Regions from separate parts of the Homo sapiens genome. Here regions 2, 3, 4, 5 and 6 are each linked to region 1. A link is a contact called in ENCODE Hi-C or POLR2A ChIA-PET data. All regions are on one chromosome and are shown on one strand. The core of a region is the stretch at or near the end of the contact, and the rest is flanking DNA. Distances in the headings are between cores, read along the strand shown.

Evidence for each region. Hi-C counts contacts between places; a loop is a spot of excess contacts on that map. ChIA-PET counts read pairs that join two places held with the same protein, here RNA polymerase II (POLR2A). Pooled maps may share reads with other maps.
Region 2: a loop to region 1 is called in a map of sigmoid colon, with 4 times the contacts of the local background. The contact joins the promoter of SLAIN2 here to the promoter of ATP10D in region 1. A Hi-C loop is called at or near these places in 3 of 168 maps with a recorded cell type or tissue (CD4-positive, alpha-beta memory T cell, OCI-LY7 and sigmoid colon), 3 of 37 single-sample maps with no recorded cell type and 17 of 50 pooled maps. POLR2A ChIA-PET finds 5 or more read pairs at or near these places in 1 of 52 experiments (A673).
Region 3: a map of GM12878 shows a loop between it and region 1 (6-fold over the local background). The contact joins the promoter of TEC here to the promoter of ATP10D in region 1. A Hi-C loop is called at or near these places in 1 of 168 maps with a recorded cell type or tissue (GM12878), 3 of 37 single-sample maps with no recorded cell type and 11 of 50 pooled maps.
Region 4: a pooled map shows a loop between it and region 1 (2.9-fold over the local background). The contact joins the enhancer-like site here to the promoter of ATP10D in region 1. A Hi-C loop is called at or near these places in 3 of 37 single-sample maps with no recorded cell type and 2 of 50 pooled maps.
Region 5: a pooled map shows a loop between it and region 1 (2.8-fold over the local background). The contact joins the promoter of TXK here to the promoter of ATP10D in region 1. A Hi-C loop is called at or near these places in 7 of 50 pooled maps. POLR2A ChIA-PET finds 5 or more read pairs at or near these places in 3 of 52 experiments (HEK293, activated naive CD8-positive, alpha-beta T cell and naive thymus-derived CD8-positive, alpha-beta T cell).
Region 6: a map of naive thymus-derived CD4-positive, alpha-beta T cell shows a loop between it and region 1 (2.6-fold over the local background). The contact joins the promoter of CNGA1 here to the promoter of ATP10D in region 1. A Hi-C loop is called at or near these places in 1 of 168 maps with a recorded cell type or tissue (naive thymus-derived CD4-positive, alpha-beta T cell) and 4 of 50 pooled maps. POLR2A ChIA-PET finds 5 or more read pairs at or near these places in 1 of 52 experiments (OCI-LY7).

Annotation. Positions count from the first base shown.
Region 1 is chr4:47,483,483-47,486,915 of GRCh38, reverse strand. ATP10D (ATPase phospholipid transporting 10D (putative)) reads right to left here and starts at 1,641. Exons shown (of 23, transcript NM_020453.4): 1 at 1,397-1,641. RefSeq lists enhancers at 1,469-1,538, 1,510-1,804.
Region 2 is chr4:48,339,591-48,343,023 of GRCh38, reverse strand. It overlaps SLAIN2 (SLAIN motif family member 2), which reads right to left and starts at 1,495. Exons shown (of 8, transcript NM_020846.2): 1 at 896-1,495. The coding sequence starts at 1,284. RefSeq lists silencers at 1,015-1,324, 1,465-1,804 and enhancers at 635-1,548, 1,955-2,074.
Region 3 is chr4:48,268,253-48,271,685 of GRCh38, reverse strand. TEC (tec protein tyrosine kinase) reads left to right here and starts at 1,848. Exons shown (of 18, transcript NM_003215.3): 1 at 1,848-1,934. LOC105374445 (a long non-coding RNA gene) reads right to left here and starts at 1,714. Exons shown (of 2, transcript XR_007058111.1): 1 at 1,620-1,714. RefSeq lists silencers at 1,779-1,848, 1,909-2,038.
Region 4 is chr4:48,195,033-48,198,465 of GRCh38, reverse strand. All of the region lies in intron 2 of TEC (tec protein tyrosine kinase), which reads left to right. Among named protein-coding and RNA genes, the nearest start is that of TXK, 62 kb to the right of the region's middle. RefSeq lists enhancers at 534-703, 2,263-2,312, 2,333-2,382. Within about 2 kb of position 1,610, at least 3 of the 41 ENCODE cell types and tissues checked have a DNase peak (open chromatin) inside an H3K27ac peak, as active enhancers do.
Region 5 is chr4:48,132,467-48,135,899 of GRCh38, reverse strand. TXK (TXK tyrosine kinase) reads left to right here and starts at 1,650. Exons shown (of 15, transcript NM_003328.3): 1 at 1,650-1,745. The coding sequence starts at 1,730. It overlaps TEC (tec protein tyrosine kinase), which reads left to right. Exons shown (of 18, transcript NM_003215.3): 18 at 1-117. RefSeq lists a silencer at 1,914-2,208.
Region 6 is chr4:48,015,077-48,018,509 of GRCh38, reverse strand. It overlaps CNGA1 (cyclic nucleotide gated channel subunit alpha 1), which reads left to right and starts at 1,829. Exons shown (of 11, transcript NM_001379270.1): 1 at 1,829-2,027. NIPAL1 (NIPA like domain containing 1) reads right to left here and starts at 1,738. Exons shown (of 6, transcript NM_207330.3): 1 at 1,625-1,738. The coding sequence starts at 1,670. RefSeq lists silencers at 1,103-1,262, 1,553-1,882 and an enhancer at 1,647-2,148.

The DNA.
Region 1 (3,433 bases), core at 392-2,891:
AGTATTCAGGTTTTGCTAAGCCAGGGTCAAACACTCCCCACATCCTAGTTTAGAGTGCTTAGATTTTCCCTCTTTTTCATGCAATTTAATGAATGTTAAATTAGCATGAAAATTAAATGTTATTTTTAAACTCCCTAAAACTTTAAAATGTTGCTAAGTTATTTTTCCAAATGTATAAAATGACCTCATTTTAATAAAAATAAACTATCTCAATGTAGGTATATGATACGTATTTGTAGTGAGAATAGAAAACAGTCCAGAAGAAGCAGTTATTACTTTTTGAGGTGGATCGGAGTGGGAGGTTCTTGCTGCGGGCACTGAACAAACTACTCCGTTGCAATGATTTTTGCTCTTCACAAGTCAGCAAGGGTTTTCGATGATGCTATTCTTCACAGAAATGTGACCTACATGATTTAAAGGCTGATACAAGTAAATATTGGTGGATGAGGAGCCCCTGTCCTTGTTGATGCATCTCTCAAGGTTGATTTTGAGTTAGAGGTTTGCTCTGTCCATACAGACTTGTTTTTCTCCCTGCTTAGAACCAGCATGAAAAGAACGCAAGAAGAAACTTTGGTCTTATTCAGATCACATTTTAAAAACCTGAGCTAGCATGATAAGAGCAGTTAAAACATATTCTTTCTAAAGGCACAGGGTCCCAGACACCAAAATAACCATCCATTCCCTAACCAACTGATGTCTCTCTGCTGTACGTGGTAAATTAAAACTACATGTTTTACAACGTAAAATAAAGGGTGCCCCGAATAACAACTAGGTTCTTTAAAGTTAGTGTTTTGGGGGAAGCATGGGGGCTTCTTTGTAGCACTCCTTTGAAAACTATTTCCGAGAAAGCTCCAATACAAACACCTTTTTCTTCCTAAGGAATCAACCTTAGGGAATCAACCTTAAGGAATCAATCTGCTGGGCTAAATCTTCAACACCTTCCCTTTTCATCACCTTTGAGGCAGATAACCAAAATTTCTTTAAACTGCTTATTTCACAACGGGATGACAAAGGAGTGTGTGTGTGTGTGAATGCGTGTGTGTGCGTGCCCGTGTATGCCCGCGTGTACAAAGGTGTGTGAGAATGCGTGTATGTACGTGCCCGTGTGCGCCCGCGTGTGCAGTTTACCTTTTTACAAAATCCAGCATTTAAAATAGATTTTTAAATTCCCCTTTAACAAATGATTGAAAATGGTGTAATCATTTTATCTTTTGTTGTTTTTTTTTTTTAGTTCAGTAACAGCCCAGAACTGTAGTTTTGAGCCATGTCATCAAATCTAAACACGACTAGGGAAGTGGAGCGGGGAGAAACAGGAGAGAGAAACAGAAAGGAAAAGCGGGTGGGCGGTGAAGCAGAAGGCTGGGACAGTCAGAGGGATTCGCCGTCTCACTCTTACCAATTCCTCCCTCGGCACACATCACAGCATGTTGGTCACGAGTCGCAAGGTACAAGAAAAGAGCTAAGCACAAATTCGAAGAGTGAAAGCGGGTTGTGCTTCCACGCCAGCCATTTGCCTTCCGGGAAAAAAAAAAAATCACTTAGACATCTCCCAAACTCAGCTGCGGGAGCCAGCGCCGGAGCCTGTGCTGAGCTCGCAACCTACTTCTCCCTCCGCTCCTCCTCCCGTCTCCGCCAGGCTGCAGAGCAGCCCGAGCTGCAGTGCACCGCCAATCGCCCACCGCCCCGCCCTCCGTGACGTAGCAGCGGCAGGGCCTGGCAACTGACCGGCTCCCAGCTCCAGCTGTTTGACCGAGCTGCCCTTCTGCCCAGCGCAGATGCCCCAGTGACCCAGAGCCCTTACAATCTCACCTCTGACTTTCACCTCCCAAGTACAGGTTGCTCGCGGTTGACGGTTTGGTTCATTGTTTTGCTGCAATTCTAACAATTCACTGTTTTAGCTAAACGTGGAACACTGGACAATTATTTTTTGGAGGGTAAAAGAGATCAAATCTAAAAATGTCGCGCCACTGCATTCCAGCCTGGGCGACAGAGTGAGACCCTACCACAAAATAAATAAATAATATGTAATGTTACTGTTTTTATGACTAGAAAAGAAATGAGGAAAAATATTACAATTCTGATTTGGTCGTTTTCCTCACACCTTGCCCTTCCGTTCCCTTACTCAGGATAATGTGGCTTTGTCCATACACCTGCCAAGGTCCGTTTGCTTAAAATTCACAACTTTTTTTAAAACTTCTAAATAAGTTTCAACAACCTGTCTGGTTTCTCAAAATGTCTAATTTGGAAAGAGGAAAAGCCATTTAGTGAAGGCCGAACCAATAACTCAGAACAAAACCTAATAATCTTGGCTGCCTGTTTTATCCCATTGAAACAAATATAAAAAGTGGGGCCAAACTCTCCACAGCTCTCCTATATTGTGCCTCTCTCTTCCATTCTCTCAAGTGTTTCTCAGATGTGCAACAAGAGTGAAGAAAACTAAATGAGCATGCAAATGTTTGACTATTAGTAAAGAGCTCACCAGTACAGACACAGGGAGCTGGTTGGTCGGCTTGAAAATTCTCTCAGACCAAGAGAAGCCAAACAAGTTTCTGCACCCACTGAGAACGTGCTTCTGCCAGACGAGGAGAAACAAGTTCTGGGTGTGGCTTCCTATGATGCTCCATTAGGGAAGCCTCCATCTGCAGGTAAGGACAAATCTCTAGAACTTAGTCAAACTTAATCCCCAGAATTAACCCAGCCTAGTAGAATACACTGTCATTTACATGGCCTCTGAAATTCCTGGCCCTAGTAGCACTTTTTGCAGTCATATGACTGTCTCTAACATCCTTTAAGATGAAACACATTTCCTATCTGAGAGTCAACCTTATAGAGGAGACTTAAAACTGTAGCTGGGCCCCCCTGAGCTCTCCCAATCAAACACTGGTGTTGTTACCTCAGCAGAGGGCCTTCCTGGGAACGTACATACCAGGACAATTCAGGCATGTAGCCTGTTTGGATTGCTTAAATCAGTGGTTCTAACTAGCTACACATCAGAGTGAACCGGGGAGCTTGATGCCAAGGCCCCACCCAGGCCAATTAAACCAGAATCTCTGGGGGTGGCGCTATGGCAATGTCTTTTTTTCAAGCTCCTCTAGAAATTCTAATGTGCACAAGGGTTGAGAATCACTGACTAAGATTTGAATTATTGTCTTAGAAGAAAATCTATTATATTTAAGTCTAAAGAGCATAGTAGTAGAATAATGGAAAACATTATGTAATACAACTTAGCCTTATACATATTCTTTATATATTGGTTTATTTTAATATAAATATAAAAACGTGAAGATACACCTCAAAATTGTTTACTCAGGGAAGGATAGTGAGGGGAGATTACTAGCTTTCTATTTGTGTCTGTCATTTGAATGAAATTTGTATCATTTTGATAATTTAAATATTTCTAATCAAATTTTTAAAAATCAATACTCATAAATAC
Region 2 (3,433 bases), core at 246-2,745, 860 kb before region 1:
ACACACATCTTTATAATAAAACGAGAGGAAAAGCCTCCCATGTCCTATTTATGAAAGTGATATTAAGGTGGGGGGGCCACAATTTCATCAAGAAGTGGCTTATGACAATATAGCTTTGGTTTAAATTTTTAAATAGGACTCTTTTTCTCTGCCCCTAGAAGGACGTGGAAATGAAAGATGGATGTGATAACTGTCAATTCAGAGCTCTGCAAAACGCCAGACTCAATTCTTGTTTTAGAAAATAAGAGCCAGGGCTCGTTCCACCCTTGACTCTTCACACAGAGTAACAAAAAAAAAAAAAAAAAAAAAAAAGCAGCACCATCCTCTGCCCTCTCTTCACACAAAGCAAGGTTTACCCCACTACCCAAAGGGGAGTGCTGATTCATACGGTCTCCCCATCCCCGCCAGAAATGGGTCCCAAACACCAACCGCTGCATAGACGTAGACGACTCTGGTCTGCCCCTGACCCCCACACCTGGTGATACCTCATCAAGCAGACCCCTCTCCTACATCCAGAATGCCCAGGGCCACCATCCGAAAGCCAGTATCTTACACAAAGCAGGATCCCTGCCTACAAAGCAGTTTCCCACCTCCGACTCCTCCCCAGGCGAACAGCCCTTCTCAAGCTGCCCCAACCCACAGACCCCAATAGGGTCCAGCACTCAGAAGGTCCACAATCCAAAGGACAACGAGCTACAACCCTGTTACTTGCGCACGCCTCGAACCCCCAACTCCAGCTGACGTTCCCTCTGCCAAAGCAAGAAAACCACAAGTCGCCACAGGAGAGCGGACCCGGCTACACAAAGCGAGGCGCCCGACCAGAGGGACCCTCAGAGGACGCTCTCCGCCCCCGGGCCCGTCCCCGCCCAGCTCCTGCCCGGCGCCTCGCGCTCACCAGCTCTCCTCCTCCTCCTCCCAGCCTGACAGGCGCTCCAGCTCGTCGGGCCGCAGCGGCTCCACCTCGTCCAGCAAGCCGCCCTCGCCCGCCGCTAGCAAGGAGGTGGCGTCCCGCAGCTCTTCGCTACTCGTCCGCCTCGGGCCCGACCCGGGCCCGCCGCCCGACTTGGCGCTGAGGCCCAAGGGGAAGCCCCGAGGAGACGCCGCGCCGGAGGAGGGAATGGACGCGCCGGCCCGAACCGGGCTGCCGGGCCCAAGGGAGCCGGCGCCCTGCACGGCCCCCGAGCGGCTCCTCAGCTGTTCGTTCTGCTTCTCCAGCTTCTTCACCAGCTCCTGCAGCTTCCGCACCTCCTGGTCCGCGTTCACGTTGGAGTTAACGTCCTCCATCCCGGCCCCGCCGCCGCCGCCGCCTCCGCCGCCCGCTCGCTCTCGCAGCGACAGGGAAAGAGACGGAGGAAAGAGGCGTCGCCGCCGCTCACTCTAGCCGAGGCGCCGGCATATAGCAGGACCAGGCCCCACCGCCAGGGTCCCCCCACCTCGGGTTCCAAAGCGCCGCTGGCCCCAGCCGAACTGCCTCATCTGCGCCGGCTCCGGGATTGGGGGAGGCGGCGCCAATATCCGGCCCCTGCCGCCATCTTCCCTCCGTCCCTCCGCCCCCCGCGGGCCGGCCCAGTCGGTGACCTCAGAGCGTCGGGGGTGGACGCGGCCGCCGGCGGGCGCTGAGAGGACCCGGCGCCAGCTCGCGGCGGGGCGGGGCCACGGACGGGGCCTATGGGGCGGGGCCGGTGCTTGAGGGGCGGGGATTAGGCCGGAAGGGGCGTGTCGGCGGATGTGGGACGCGGCCGGGCTGGCTAGGGAGGGTCCCTGCAGAACGGGAGGCCAGCAGAAGGCTCGCGGCGGGCGGGGCTGAGGTGGCTAACAAGGTCCTCGAACAGCCTCGCCTGTTGGTCTGGGCGTGTGGGCGTGTTCTCCACCCCTTACAGGGAGTGTGGGACCCGCGGGCCAGTCTCGCCCTTGTTCCGGGCCGGATCTCGAGTGGGCGCTCAGCCCGGCGGTGGAGAGACAGTTTACTTTGTTCAGCAAATATTTAATCGATGCCGACTTTTAATTGGAGATTGTCTCGGCTGGCAGGAGCCTCTAGACTGCCTGTGTCCTGTTTCTTCCCCTGAAAATAAGAAACCCCAGTTTCAGACAGTTAAGAGAGGTCTAAGGTCAAAATAATCATAATTTCTTGAGTGCTTCCTACTGGCCAGACAGTGTGCTAAGCACTTTTAAAGGCATTATCTCATCGGTTAAAACATAGTTTTCCCGACTTAAAGTTTACAGCACACTGGGGCGGAAGCGGGGGATAGTAAACCGCTTCTCTACTCCCTTTCTCCGTTTATTGACTCACACTCTGTTCTTTGGATCACTTCCTTCGGAAAAAGTTCCTCGTAGTGTGTCTTGACTTTTTTAAAAGTTGTATGTTAAAAGTAGTTAAACACGCTGACAGATACTGAAGAATGAAGAAAATTGTAAGAATGTGAAGTCTGCCTTTAGAATGCGGCAGGAAACCTAAACAAAACTTAAATGCTTTGTTTTGATCACATTATCACAGTCGTTGGTCTTCAGAGGTCAATTGTGAACGGCTTTGGCTTGTGTTTGCAGCTTTTCTTCAGTTGCCGCCTCCACCCTTAGTTTAATAACAATGATCCAGTCCTGTTACACCTGAGTGTGGACTCATGCCATGACTGACTTGCTTCTACCCTTTAGCTTTTCTAGTGCCATATTCTCCGCCTGCCATATCTGATTCTTTTCTTAAATCCCATACTCTCTCATTCAGGAAACCTCTTCCCAACAATTCCACAAAGATCTAATTATTCTGCATATTCTAGCACTACGTGATCAATAGTTCTCAATAGGTGTTTGCACTTTTTTTTAAATTGCTTTTTTCTCTAAGAATTATTTTTCGTTTGTTTTTGTCTGTTTACTTGATTTAAGGACACTTCATTTTTGCTTCCCATGTCTAGTACACTGACACAGTGGACACTCAATACTTGGTTTGTTGAAAGTTAAGTAGACTATAAGTTCTACTTAAAACCACGTAGCTATTTATTCGTAGCAAAAAACGTATTTGTGTTAAAAGTTTGCTGGCTAACTATAAGTCGAGTATTTTTCTAGCTATACAGACCTAGTCAAAGGATGTGATTGTTTGCTAACATAATTGTCAAGTAATATATATTATCTGTGTAATGCTCATCTAAATATCATTGCTCTTTCTGACCAGTCTGAACTTGTTGCCGGAGGGTTAAAAATCATGACTACTTCACGTGTAGCAGTTTTCACTTGCATTCAATGCTTTGTAAAATAGATTCCAACTAGTCAGTTTCTATAAGGCGAACCCTTCAAATATACTCCTTGAAAAGAACAGTTCACCGGACATTATGAAGTTAGCACTAATGTTTGTGGGGCAGGAAAAGCTGTTGTAGTGTGGAACAATGAATTAAGAATCAGAAAGCCTGATGTCGGGTTCTAGCTGTAGCATAAATGCACTTGA
Region 3 (3,433 bases), core at 599-3,098, 780 kb before region 1:
GATGATCTGAGGTGGAACAGTTTCATCCTCAAACCATCTCTTCCTGACACCTGTCCATGGAAAAATTATCTTCCATAAAACCAGTCCCTGGTGCCAAAAAGGTTGGGGACCACTGTATTAAATGGAATCTTGTTAGACTTCTCAGGGTTATTACAGTGATCAAAGGAGAAATGATATAGGAAGGCACTACTTTTAAGTCCCAAGCAAGCATGAGGTGTGATAAGTATCAAAGCACTTGCCATTCCCTTAGCTTCAGCCTTGGGTTGGCCGTCTGTCCTATCATTCAGGTCTCAGCTCCACTGTTACCCCAGAGAAGCCTCCAGTAACATCATATCTAAAGTAGCCTCCCTCTCCCTTTCACTCTCAATTCCATCACCCTGCTTTATTTTAGTCAAGACACCTCACTTACGAAGTGGTTTAATTTTTTGCTTGCCTGTTGATCATGTGAGACAAGTAACAAACGTTAAGAAGCCATGCTTGCTCATTTCTGCTTGTCAGCATAATTTCACACAGCCCCTGACTCTGTGACCACCTGCAGCTGGCGGAAAGATGCTTTGAAGACAAAACGAGATAGAACACAGGATCCCCCACGTCTCTTGCCTGAGCCCTTGCCTTTTACTGCACCTAAGATAAAGTCTGATGAGGTTAGTGATTATGCTTCTGTAATCTATAAACAGATGTACTCTTAAGCCCAAACTGTGATGTGCTTTTACACATACTGAATCTTCACCAACTGTTTCTAAATTGAGAAGGGAAGTTCTGTGTTGGAGGGATCTGCTTGAATCTCTCTAAAAGACTCCTCCAGGGCTGTAGGCCTCCATCTCTAGTCCTCAGTAAGACTTCTGAATAAAACTAACTTTCATTCTTTAACAGCTTGATTTTTAAATTTTAGTCGACAATCACTTATTGTCTTTCTCCTACAGTAGAATAAAAGTTTCCTAATGGCAGAGTCCTTGCCTCATCTTCCCCAGGCATGGGAACAGTTCCTGGTATAGGATGCACACAGATTTTGCTGATTCAGGATAGCCGTGAATAACAGTGGAGACTCCAGAGGAGGAAGACCTGGATTTGAAGCCCAGCTTCTCAACCCAGCTTCTCAATTTACTAGTTGGGTGACATTAGGCAAGTTATTTAGCTTCTCTCTGCCTCACTTGCACCGTATGTGAAAAGGGGGATTCTGATAATATACGCTTCAGAGAACTTTTAGTACATGTGAAGTACCTAGAACAGTGCCTGGCACACAGTTAAGTCTTACATGTGTTTTCTACTCTTCAGTGAGTTTAATGTTAACACATTAATAGTGCACGTGACCCTCTAAGTGTATCAGATATGCACTGCTCCCTCGGGTTTCACAGGAAAACCACTTACTCTTTTGGTAAAACAGGCTGCATGGCTCCACTGCTCCGCGTCACCCGCCTGGCCTCCCACCGCTTAGCGGAAGGGGAGGTGCGGTTCCTAATTCCGACAGGCACGTAGTCTTCCACAAGTGGCACTACTCGGGGCTCTCCTGGCTAGGGGCGTTCGAGCCACTAGGGGCGGGTCTCCTGGGATGGGAAGACTGGGGCTAGGGAGGTTCAACGCCGCCCCCGGAAACCTAAGGGACGCTCCCTGAAACTCACCGGGACGCGCTTCCGACCCATTCCGGTCACTTGCCTTGAAATCGCCGCAGGGCTGCGCAAACCTGCCACCCAGGGCCCAAGCGACCGGGGCGGGGCGATCGAGGACTGGGCGGGCCTGCAGGATCAGAGGCGGGGTAGGGCGTCCACGGGGCCAGCAATCGGGGCGGGGCGGGGTGATTGGGGGCGGGACGGGGAGATCAGAGGGCGGGGCGGGGCGCTTTGCTCTGGACTCTGGGGCGCTAGGCTCCGGACTCCGCGGCGCAGACTGCACCTCGCAGTCTCCCCAGGTCCGCCCAGCAGCCGCGCTTCAGCCAGGTAAGGGCGCCGCGGGCGGGCTGGGGCGGCCCCGGGAGTGCGATACTCCGGGCGAGGACGGGTGGGGAGGGGGATGAGCGCGGCAAGAGGCGGCTTCCACACGCCCCTCGAGGAACGGGGAAGGATTTTCTCCCCTCCGTGCCGCAGTGAGCGCGGGTGCGCCGTCTCTGGGTCCCCTCTTCGGTCCGGGAAGGAGGGACAGGTGCGCGCAGTGGCGCAGCCTCGCCTTCCTGCCGGCAGTAGATTCTCCACTTCTCCAACTCCCGCACTGACCTCTCCTAAGGAACACCCGCCCCTTTTTCTTGAAGTTCCAGGCCTGAGGCCGCCCTGCGGCAAGTTCAGCGTTGGGGTCACGTCCCAGCGGCGAGCAGGGCTGATGCCTCCTTTCGGGTTGGGCGGCGGCGCGATCTTGATTGAAATTTGGCAGTGTCGAGATAGATATACCTAATGTAAATGACAAGTTAATGGGTGCAGCACACCAACATGGCACATGTATACATATGTAACAAACCTGCACGTTGTGCACATGTATCCTAGAACTTAAAGTATTAAAAAAAAAATTTGGCAGTATCGGCCAAGATGTTCCGCAGTTGCACGTGACTCACCCAGTGAAGTTCACGTTCTCTTCCCCACCCCCCCAATACCCCGCCCACCTCGCCCCGGGAAGTTGTGTTTGAATATTGAAAACAGGTGCCCGGCCAATGTATGTACTTCTTGGAAAAACTAGGGCCTTGACCTGGGAGTGTACACTTTCCTAATTTTCTTTAATCCTAAATTTCTTGTGGATTTTATTTTATTTTATTTTTCCCGTGGACGTGTAACATGGTGGTGTGTACCAGGTTTGGAAACAATCTCATCCATTGCTATTCTTTGGAAACTGGAATATTTGATTCGAAAGATTGATCTTAATGTTAACTTGGAACAACAGGATGGCTGGTGGCTAAGTGGGTTTGAAGATTATCCAAAATAGTTATAAGTTTTGCGCGTATTCCTTGTATTTTTCCAGTGAATGCTCATTTTCCTCTTGGGAAATTCTGAGAATTTACTCACTTCTAGATTATTCTCTGCTAAAGAGCTGGGAAGAAACAAACCAGCGGATCTCCCAAATAAAGTTTGGGATTTAACAGTTTAGGTCGTGACACTGGTAGCTGCTTACTCTGCAATAATCACCTGGAGTAAGGGATATTAAGATTTATTTCTAAGGGGAAAATAGAAGTATGGGTAACTTTCACATTATGTATTTGAAAGTATTTTTTAGTTTAGTTACATTTTCAATGTTTACGGAAGACTTACACTTTCCCCATACTCCAGTTAATCTGATCCATATATTACACTCTTGCCAACGCAGATGCTTACTGTGGTGTGTTTATGTTAATGATCTTGACTCTTCTCACAAGGGTGTGTACATTCTGGTCTGTGGAACTGTATAGGCCAAGTGTAAACTCATGCAGTCAGTGCTTTACTCTAGTTGGCAATACCTTTGCCCCACATAGGTCCAA
Region 4 (3,433 bases), core at 361-2,860, 710 kb before region 1:
GGCTAGCAACCCTGTCCTGATGGGAAATGCAGGGTAGCTGGACATGAATGTCTACAGTGTCCCTTTCCTGGGGTACTTCTTTAGCCTGGAGGATGGTTTTATGCCTAGTTAGCCCACCTGGAACCTGGGGACTCCCTCACATGGGGAACTTGTTTATCTTATTTATCTGGCAGCCACTGTTGTGGCTCTTGTCTGACCCATGTCCAGCTTACACCTGCCTGACCATCGCCCTGGCGCCGGGAGCCTGACTTGATATTCCCCCCAGGATCCCTGGGAAAGCATGGCCTGAGGCAGCTGCAGCCACTGGTTCTTCAGATGAAAAGTGGAAACTCAATACATCACCAGGTAGGAAATGAGTTCAGAGATTTTTACTTACAGATCTTGGACAGGAAGGGCGGAATGGGCTGGGAGGGCAGTCCTCCATCTCCGGGTTGCATGAGGCAGGAATGGAGTCAGGCAGAGAGAGAAAATGCATGTGGGAATTGGCAGTATATATAAGGGGTAGGGTGTGGGGTCACTTTGAGTTCCTGGGCAAAGGCCTAAATGGTGCTTTTAAGGGAAGCTTCGATAAAGTGGGGAACCCTGTCTGCTAGATAGGAGAGATGCCTTTAAATTCTTATCTCTGGCTGCTGGCCTGAGCCATTTGGGTGTGGTGTGGAACTAGAACTATCAAGGGTGACTGAGCCCTGCTTTGGGTATGAAAAAGTTGAATCTATTCAAAATGGATGCTGAGGCAACATGAAAGTATAAGAATTCACTTCAGGACTAGGACAGTTAATTGTGGAAAAGTAGCAAGATAAGGACTAGTATAACAAGGTTTGTACAGCTTTCCCTCAGCCTCAGCTCCCCATCTCTGGTGATAAGAATGAATGTCTTTCGTCCTCCTGGTATAAGGAGGGCACCTTTTTCATGGGAGTTAATCTCATGCTTTCAAGAAGAACAAGGAAGGTCACAGTGCCCTTCTTGCATGTGCTGTTTTTTTTAAGTGCCTTTAACTCAATCCATATGCCGAAGTAGCATATTTTTGGGTGCTTACCATGTGCCAAACATGGTCTTATATGCTTTTTAAGTATTAACTTTAATCCTGTGAACTGTTTGAGGCAGATACAGTTACTATTCCCATTTTACAGATGATGAAACTAAAGAACAGAGAGGTTGAGTACTTTGCCCAAGGTTGCAGAGTGAGCATGTGGCAGAGCTGGGACCCCAGCCCATGCAGCCTGATTCCCAGAGCTCTGAACCATTGTACTGCACTGCCTCTGGATAGCTTTGTGATATTTTTTGGGCTACCAAATTGTGTGTTTATAGAAGGATCAAACATATATTAATCTTTATATTCACCGGAATATGACTTAGCCGTCAAGACAGCCTGACAAACCGGCAAAATATGTCTTTGTAACATTACTCTTGTGCTTTGAAGAGGAATTTTTGACCAAAGATGCTCCCTGCTATCGTGTGTTAAATGCTGTGAGTTACCAGAGATCAATTGTTCCTAACGTAAAAAGGAAGTGCTAATCTAGTCACTGGCTGGCTCAGTATTGGTTTCATACTGTAAGATAGAACTAAAATAACAGCCTCGAAGGGTAAAAATAGTGGAGTCACATGAAGCATCAACCGTCATTTTAAAAACAGAATTGTAAGACCCATGAGGAAAGGTTAATTTCTTTTTCTGTTTGAAAAGAGTGGATGTTGGTAGACACTGGTCGTTTCTATTACGGCCTCCTGTAATTTTAGAAAACCGATATTTGTCATGACCTGAGGAAACATCTCATTCATGGCTTTTATAAGACATAGTCAAATTCAGCATCAACTCTCAGAAGATCTTTCTTGGAGTCTAGAAGGTAGGTGTGAGGATCGTTTCTTAATCAAAACTAGTGGCTCTCGCTTTTAGGTTTCCTAAGGGCTAGTATGCTTTTCAAAAATAATATTAGTAGCTAAATTGATCAAGCACTTAAACTGTTTGTCAGCGTTCTTCCAAAAGCTTTACATGAATTGACTCTTCGAATTCTTACTGCAATCATATGAAGTTCTGGTGCTATTATTCATCCCATTTAATAGCTAATGAAGTGTAGGCACAGAGAGGTTAAGTAACTTGTTCAAGGAGATACAGTGAGTAAGTAGCAGAGCTGAGATTCAAACTCAGACAGTTGGGCTTCAGACTTTTTGCTTTTAAGCAGTAAGCTCTATTATAGAGGCCTGCTGGTTCTTAGCCCAGGGAGATCTAAGACGTGTAAACCAGAATGCCTGCCCACACTGAGTAGGGATCTTCCCCACTCAGTCTACTAACTTGCATGCCAGTCTCCTCTGGAAACACCATCACAGACACAATCAGAAGGAAAGCTTTACCAGCTCTCTAGGCAGTCCTTCTTCCAGTCAAGTTGATACCTAAAGTTAACCATCACACCTTCCAAGACTGGTTGCTGCATAGGTGCTATAATGTGGTATCTCTGTACCACCAGAAGGGAGGTGAGGCGGGGGTAAGGAAGAGAAAAGCAGACAGATAAAGCTTCTGTTGCAGGTGCTGGTGGGCACTCAGTGAGTGGCGTGGCTATTGGACAGTGGGGATTCTGTATTTTGCACTGTGGGGGCATCTCTCAGAATGGCCAGATATTCTGCAACAGGGATGAATGAGAGTTAGTTTCACTAGAGCAATTGAGAGTTAGTTGCATTAGCAAGAGCAAACTAAGAGGGAACAAATAGTTTAATTATGGCTCCTAGCTGTGATAGCCAGCAAAGAGTACAACATTGCAGCCTAGATTTCTGTATCTTACTCATTTGCCCTTGATCAATTTGTTTAACTCAGTGCCCCATTTACCCAACAGTAAATTGCAGATGCTAAATGACTCATTACTTTGGCAGAGTCACTGGTTCTGTAATTAATTATGGAGCACTTTAAGATTGATGAATGCAAGGAGCTGTGCACACACGACCTGTACGAGCAGTTGTATAAACATCGGGATTGTTGTTGTTTCTAAGGCTTGCTTCCTGTTCTGAGCCCAGTGTGCACTTTACCACAAAGGACAGCAAAAGCTTTATTAGTAGCAATTAAGAAATGTGCCATCTCTGCTTTTACTGGTTTATGATGGGCTCTTTTTCTATTCTCAAAAAAAAAGTTTGTAAGTAGATTCAGTTACAACTTTGATCAGGCTTTAAAAAATATTTGAGAAGTGTTTTTTAACCTTTTATCATAGAATATTTACAACTTACTGAACAGTAGACAGAATAGTACAGTGAACCCCGTGTACCCATTACCCAACCAAGTAACCCTAGTCACACTTCCTCCCACCTCATTATCTATAACAAATCCCTTCTACTCCCATTGTCTTGCAGAAACCACATCATTTCTTCTACAGATGGTTCAGTATTCATCTGCAGAAGTCAGGGAGCCCCCAGCTTAAGCAGAATCTTAGTGCCATCACCACACTCTTAAATA
Region 5 (3,433 bases), core at 401-2,900, 650 kb before region 1:
TTCATCCTGGTCAGTCTAGAGTCTGTGCACCAGGCAGTCCATCCACTGAAGGCTGTGTTTATTCTTTTCCTGTGCCCCTCATAATGGAAGAAAGTAAACTGCTTATCCCGAGCCTTATCACAATCTGCCACATTCCTTCTTGTCTACCTGTTTAACTGTACCCCCATCACAAAAACAGGCACAACTTTTTTTTTACATTCCAGGGTACATGTGCAGGATGTGCAGTTTTGTTACATAGGTGAACGTGTGCCATGGTGGTTTGCTGCACCTATCAAAAACTCATCACCTAGGTATGCATTAGCTATTTTTCCTGATATTAGCCTGATATATATATTTCCTGATATTAGCCTGGCATGCATTAGCTATTTTTCCTGATGCTCTCCCCTCATCTGCCCTCCCCAACAGGCCCCAGTATGTGTTGTTCCCCTCCCTGTGTCCATGTGTTTCATGGTTCAGTTCCCACTTATAAGTGAGAACATGTGGTGTTTGGTTTTCTGTTCCTGCATTACTTTGCTAAGGATAACGGCTTCCAGTTCCATCCATGTCCCTGCAAAGGACATGATTTCATTCTGTATAGCTGCATAATATTCCACGGTGTATATGTACCACATTTTCTTTATCCAGCCTATCATTGATGGGCATTTTGGTTGCTAACCATGCACAACTTTTAACTGACTTGTAGCTCATTGAAGGAGTCGGTCCTGGCACACTCTACCTTACTATCACTGTCAGCCTTTTCTCCTTCCTTCCTGACCTTCCCTCCTCCCATCCCATACTTCCCTTTTCACCTTGAGGAGCTACGGGAAGTACTAGGTGGTATGAAAGAGAGTGAGGAGAAGATAGAGTCCCTGTCCTAATGGTCAGTGTATGCTTTTTATGGGAAAACAAGATAGATAGCACCTGGCAACATTTGTCAACATTTCCTTCAAAAATCTTTAAATATTTTTCACTAAGACTTAGAAAAAAAGTTTTATACGAAAGCATAACAAAGGCAAAAGGTGAAGTAAAAATAACAGTCATCACCCAGAATGCTAAGGAGACCTTAATCTAAACCAGGAAATTGGAAGGGCGATTAGAATATGCTGTGTCTTCATTAAAGTTGCTCTGTTAATTAGTTGACACATGGTTATGCTTTCCAGTGGGATGAAGTGAAACTCCCAAGTGTGTTTTGTATTGTTGGTGTTTTTATATTTCTCAGCCATCCCCCAATCACATTTTAGGGTTATTACTAGATTGACTTCCCCCAAATAAAGTGTCTGCTGAGTGGGAGGATGGAACATTCTAAACTCAATATTCCAGAGCCTAGAATCTAATTGTTTCTGCCACTCACGGTGTGGCCTTGGGCAAGTCCCTTATTCTGTCTGTGCCTTCATTTCCTTCCCAGTCCAGAGAGGGCAGTTTGATTTGATAATTTTAAAGGTGCCTTTTACCAAAATTTTGTGATTTCTTGAAAATGATGTTTGCGAGTCACCCACACCTTTGGGGATGAGAGACTAATAGCAGATACCCTCAGAGATTGGGATGGAGATTACTGAGCTTTCTTATATATGCCATTGGTTGTCATTTATACTCTTCTGAGGTTTTCAGAACAGGAAAATAGGTGGGGTTAACTCTGCCCGTGAGAAACATCTTGAGCGAACTATGATTTCAGTTGAAAGATGTGTTTTTGTGAGTAGAGCACCGCAGAAGAACTGAAGACTGTTGTGTGCTCCCCGCAGAAGGGGCTACCATGATCCTTTCCTCCTGTGAGTAAGATGGGCTTTGTCATTTATTTTTGGGGCTTGTTCTGGGGCCTGTTATTCTTGAACAGCAGAGGAAGTTTTTTTTTTCCAAGGCATAGAGCTTGGGGACATTAAAAGATAATTTCCTCAGATGTTGTGACAGAGTTTTGTTTCTTATTTAAAGAACCACAGTGATGATGTAATTCTAATAAAGGTTCAGCATTGAGAACATAAATGAAAGAAAAACAGAAAGAGTGTCCAGAAATCTGCATATGTGTGTGTAGAAATGCAATCAGTATGAAGTACTTGTTTTTAGAATGAGACTGTAATGAGCTCTGGGCTGAAGGCCAGGAGACCAAGTTCTAGTTCTGGATTTGCTCCAGCAGTGGTGGATCACAGTGGGCAACTTTATATATATATAAATACACACACATACACACACACACAAATAAATATCTATATTTAAGGCAAAAGGAAGAGAAGTCAAAACACAACTGTGTTTATACTCTGAAATTATCTGCTTTATCAAGTAAACATATAGACTTAACCTTTATTTTCACAGGGGTATTTATTCACAATTCTATGTAGACTTCCGTTATCGAGGACCTTTCCCAAGCAATTGAAATTTAGGCAAAACTGATTCTTATCTGCAGTCAGAGCCTGAGTAAAGGCCAAAATAAGAGTCAAAGTCACGAGTCTCTACCTGGTTAAAAGTGTGAACATGGTCAAGTGTGAACACTGGCTCAAATGTCTCTTTCCCTCATATATAATACTACATATGAAGATGTTATTTTAATATTTTTATAGAATATAAGACCATCATTAAAAATAAGTGCTTGTTTTAGGAGAACAGAGAAAGATTCCCTAGACACTGTTATCTGTGAAGATCCTTGGTTTGAAAGAGCTGTGGGGGATGCTTATAAATCCAAAGAAATTAGAATAAAAAAAAAAACCAAGCAGAATAGTCTTCTAAATAAGAAGGCAGCCGTCATATCAGAATTGCAATGTGTTTGTTTCTTTATAAAGGTATTTATTGAGCACCTACTATGGGCCATGGTCTATACCAGTTCCTTTATATTCATTATCTGAAATCTTCACTACAAACTGGCAAGGTGAAAATTGTTATTCTTATCTAGCCAATAAGAAAATTGTGCCTTTGAAAGTTTAAATCTTGCCAGAAACTCATATGGTTGTCAGACGCAGGATTTAAGTATGAGACTTTTTTTTTTTTTTTAGACAGAGTCTTGCTCTGTCACCCAGGCTGGAGTGCAGTGGCACGATCTCAGCTCACTGCAACCTCCACCTCCTGGGTTCAAGTGGTTCTCCTGCCTCAGCCTCCCGAGTAGCTGGGACTACAGGCGCATGCCACCATGCCTGGCTAGTTTTTCTATTTGTAGTAGAGACAGGGTTTCACCATGTTGGCCAGGTTGGTCTCAAACTCCTGACCTCAAGTGATTTGCCTCAGCCTCCCAAAGTGCTGGGATTACAGGCATGAGCCACCACACGCGGCCAAGCATGAGACTTGCCAGACTCGGGATTTAAGTGCTCTTCCTTTTGCCTTAAATATATATACACACACACATACACACATATATAAATGAGTTTATATGTATAAATAAGCTCTCAAAGGGAGTGTGTGTATGTGTATATTTGTATACATATAAAGCTGCCAACTGTGATCCACAAATGCTGGACGAAATCAGAACTAGAAC
Region 6 (3,433 bases), core at 580-3,079, 530 kb before region 1:
ACTGTCTGATGCCAAAGCCTAATCTCTTCCCACTACTAATAACGTGCATTCAGATTTCTAAGTCTTTCTCACCAGCTTTTCACACAATTAATTACCATGGTTAATCACAGGTATTAAGCCTGGAGCTTAAATGTTTCTTGTTGGAACTCAATGCATAAGCAAAGCAGGAAAAACATCCAGAAGCTCAAACAAGTGGGTGTAATTCATATACCTTCCTTACTTACAGATCCTTGGGTAAACAAGTGTGGGTGTGTTAGTAACTGTCAGATTTGCTGGGTTAGAAATTATTTAGAAAAAGGGCACACAACCTGACTCTCTAGGAAATAATTCTAGATTCAGCTGCCTTAAAATTTTTGTTTTTTAATAGTTTGTGAGTTGTTCAGGCGTTATTGCTCTTTTTCAGAAAAAAAGACTAGAAAATAATTCTAGATCCAGCGGCCTTAAAAAATTTTTTTTAATAGCTTGTGAATTGTTCAGGCATTTTTCTCCTTTTTTTGGTGTCCCTTCTCTTCCTTGCTAGCATGGTTTGGACGAGCTCACTTGTTAAAAAGGAATAAGCTGGAAGAGTCAAGAGGAGAGGAAACTAGGGAAGTTGCGAGCACCTTTGCAAAGGTGTATATGTATATACATATATATATATATATATGTGTAAGGGAACTATATATATATGTGTATATATATAGTAGTTCTTACCATGCCTTTCACTGCCTCCCTTCCCCTTTACTGCATTATCAGGTAAATTAAAAAGCTGCTTTCCCCTTGGTACGGCGAAAACCATCATTTCAATGTATCTACATCCTTCCAGTCGCTCCCCCTACCCCCTTCCCTACTTTTATCGGGGCCTTCTGTATGGAGACTGCAGAAAACCCGCCAGTGTTGCGAACACTTGGCGAAGGGCAAGGAGCCTCGCCCAGAGATTTCACGGGGCTCAGGTGAGAAGCAGTAAGAAGAGCCTGCAAACGAGTGCTCCCGGTTCCAGGTTTCCTCTCCAGTACGGCTCTCGCCTTAAGCAGCCAGAGTGACTGCACAGCGAGTCAGACAGGCTCATGGGTTTGGAGACCTTTTCATTTCCAAGGAAGAGGAGAGACGTGGGCGGCCCAGACTTGCCCAACGCCCACCCCCGCGGCCCCGGGCGCCCAACCTCTCGCGGTGCTCGATCCCCGGGAGCCAGCGCAGGGCGCAGCGCAGAACTCCCACGGGCCCCCCAGGCAGACACGCCCTCTGCCCACCGGGTGACGTCGGCCGCAGACTCTGGAAGGGAGCCTGAGTCAGAGGAAACGTCCTTCTCAGAGGGACTCGGGATTCTTCCCATAGCATCCTGAGTTTCCCCGTCCCACACGCAGCACGCGGTAATTTACACTGGTCGGCCTCGCGAATCGAGTGGGAGTCCCACCTGCCTTATTCCACTCAGGTTTTCCAGCACAGCCCGAATCGCCTAGGCACCCATAAATAAGTGTTGAACGCCTGGCTGGACGGCCGACTGACTGAATGAATGAATGAGTGAACGACTACGTTTAGAGTCGGTACAGCCCCCCTTTCCAGTCTCCGCAAGTGTCCGGGGACCGCCCACCCGGTCTCTTCGCCACCCAGCTGCCAGGTCCCTCGGCTCAGGGCAGACACAAACCTTCTCGGCAGGGCTCTCCGGGCGGCAGCCTCACCTGTGCCCCCATGGCCCCGGGAGCGGGCTTCCGGAACGCGGGCGCTTGCTCCTCACCTGGGCCTCTCCACACGCACCCGCGGCGGGCGGGGCTGCGGGGTCTGGGAATGGGGCGCCCTGACCCCGCCCCCGGGGCAGCCTCCGCCAATGGGCATGGCCAGGCGGGGCCTCAGCGCCAGCCGAGCCCTGCTGCCCGGGGCTTGTTGCGAATTCTCAGGGCCCCCGCAGGCCTGGGAGCGGCCTGTGATAACTGGTGTATCTGGCAGGAGTAGCAGCTGCCCCTTGGCGCGACTGCTGGAGCCGCGAACTAGAGAAACACAGACACGCCTCATAGAGCAACAGCGTCTCTCGGAGCGTGGAGCCCGCCAAGGTAACTCCGGGAATTGAGTGGAGTGGAGGCTGCACTGAGGCCCCCTTCTGGCTCCTCTCTGGTCGAAAAGGCTCCCCCGCTAGAGAGAGCCCTGCTGCTTTTGGAAGCCTTCAGGTGTTAGTTGCTTTGCACCGAAGCTGCTGACTGCTGGGGTTCTGCGCCGATTGCCAGGCTCAAGTTTATTTTGGGGGCTGCTGAGCAGACTTTGCCCTTCTGTGCTGTTATCAGCTTCTGTCGCTGTCCGTCCACGCCCGCTATATCCATCCACTCTCCGTTCTGTCTCCAGCAGGCAACTCCCCCTACCCTGCCCCATTTTCTGGGTCATAGGGGTATTTGAAATAAACCTTTAAGGGAAAAGCAATGCCAAAACTGGAAAGACTTATTTCCACGAATTATTAATAACTAATGTTTATGATATCCTTGTTATACCATACATATGCAGGCACATTATGTATTAATTAAATCTCACAGCAGTCTATTAACGCTCAGTTTACAGATGAGGGATTAGAGGCAAAGAGTGAGGTTAAGTAACCAAACCAAGGTTGGAAGACCTGATAGCAGGTATTTACAAAACAAGGAGTGGGCAGGGCTGGCGGGTGGCTCACCCCTGTAATCACAGCACTTTGGGAGGTTGAGGCGAGTGGCTCTCTTGAGTCCACAAGTTCGAGACTAGCCTGGGCATCATGGTGAAACCCTGTCTCTACAAAAATTAGCCAGATGTGGTGGTGTACTCCTGTAGTCTCAGCTACTCAGGAGGCTGAGGTGGGAGGACGGATGACTTGAGCCCAGGAGGTGGAGGCTACAGTGAGACATGATCGAACCACTGCACTCTAGTCCAGGCAACAGAGTGAGACCCTGTCTCAAGAAAAAAAAAGGTGAGGGGTGGGGTAGTGAACAATTCGGGCTCAAACCCTCACCAGGGAGAACTGGGGTGCCTTTGTGCTCTGGCATTTTAACACTGAGGAAAATATTCTCATGTACTCAGGTAGCCTTTGTTCTAAGTAGGCATGAACAGTGCTATTAATTTTATTACCTAAGAGTTTCATAGCAGAGGCCTCAATCTTGTTTTTCTTGTTCTTAGGCGGATGAGAGAAGAGCTAAGAACAAATTAGTCAACATACCAGTCCAAGGCACCCACTTTTATAATACATATGGATGACTTTGCAGAGAAGGAACACCACGGAGAGTGGAATAGGTGAAAGTTGAAAGCGAGGGAGATTTATGCCAATTTTCCATAACAAGCCTTAAAACTTAGACTTCTTTTTGTTTGCTTGTTTGTTTGTTTGGCTTGGTTTGGTTTTTTTTGAGACGGAGTCTCGCTCTGTCGCCCAGGCTGGAGTGCAGTGGCGCGATCTCGGCTCACTGCAAGCTCCGCCTCCTGGGTTCACGCCATTCTCCTGCCTCAG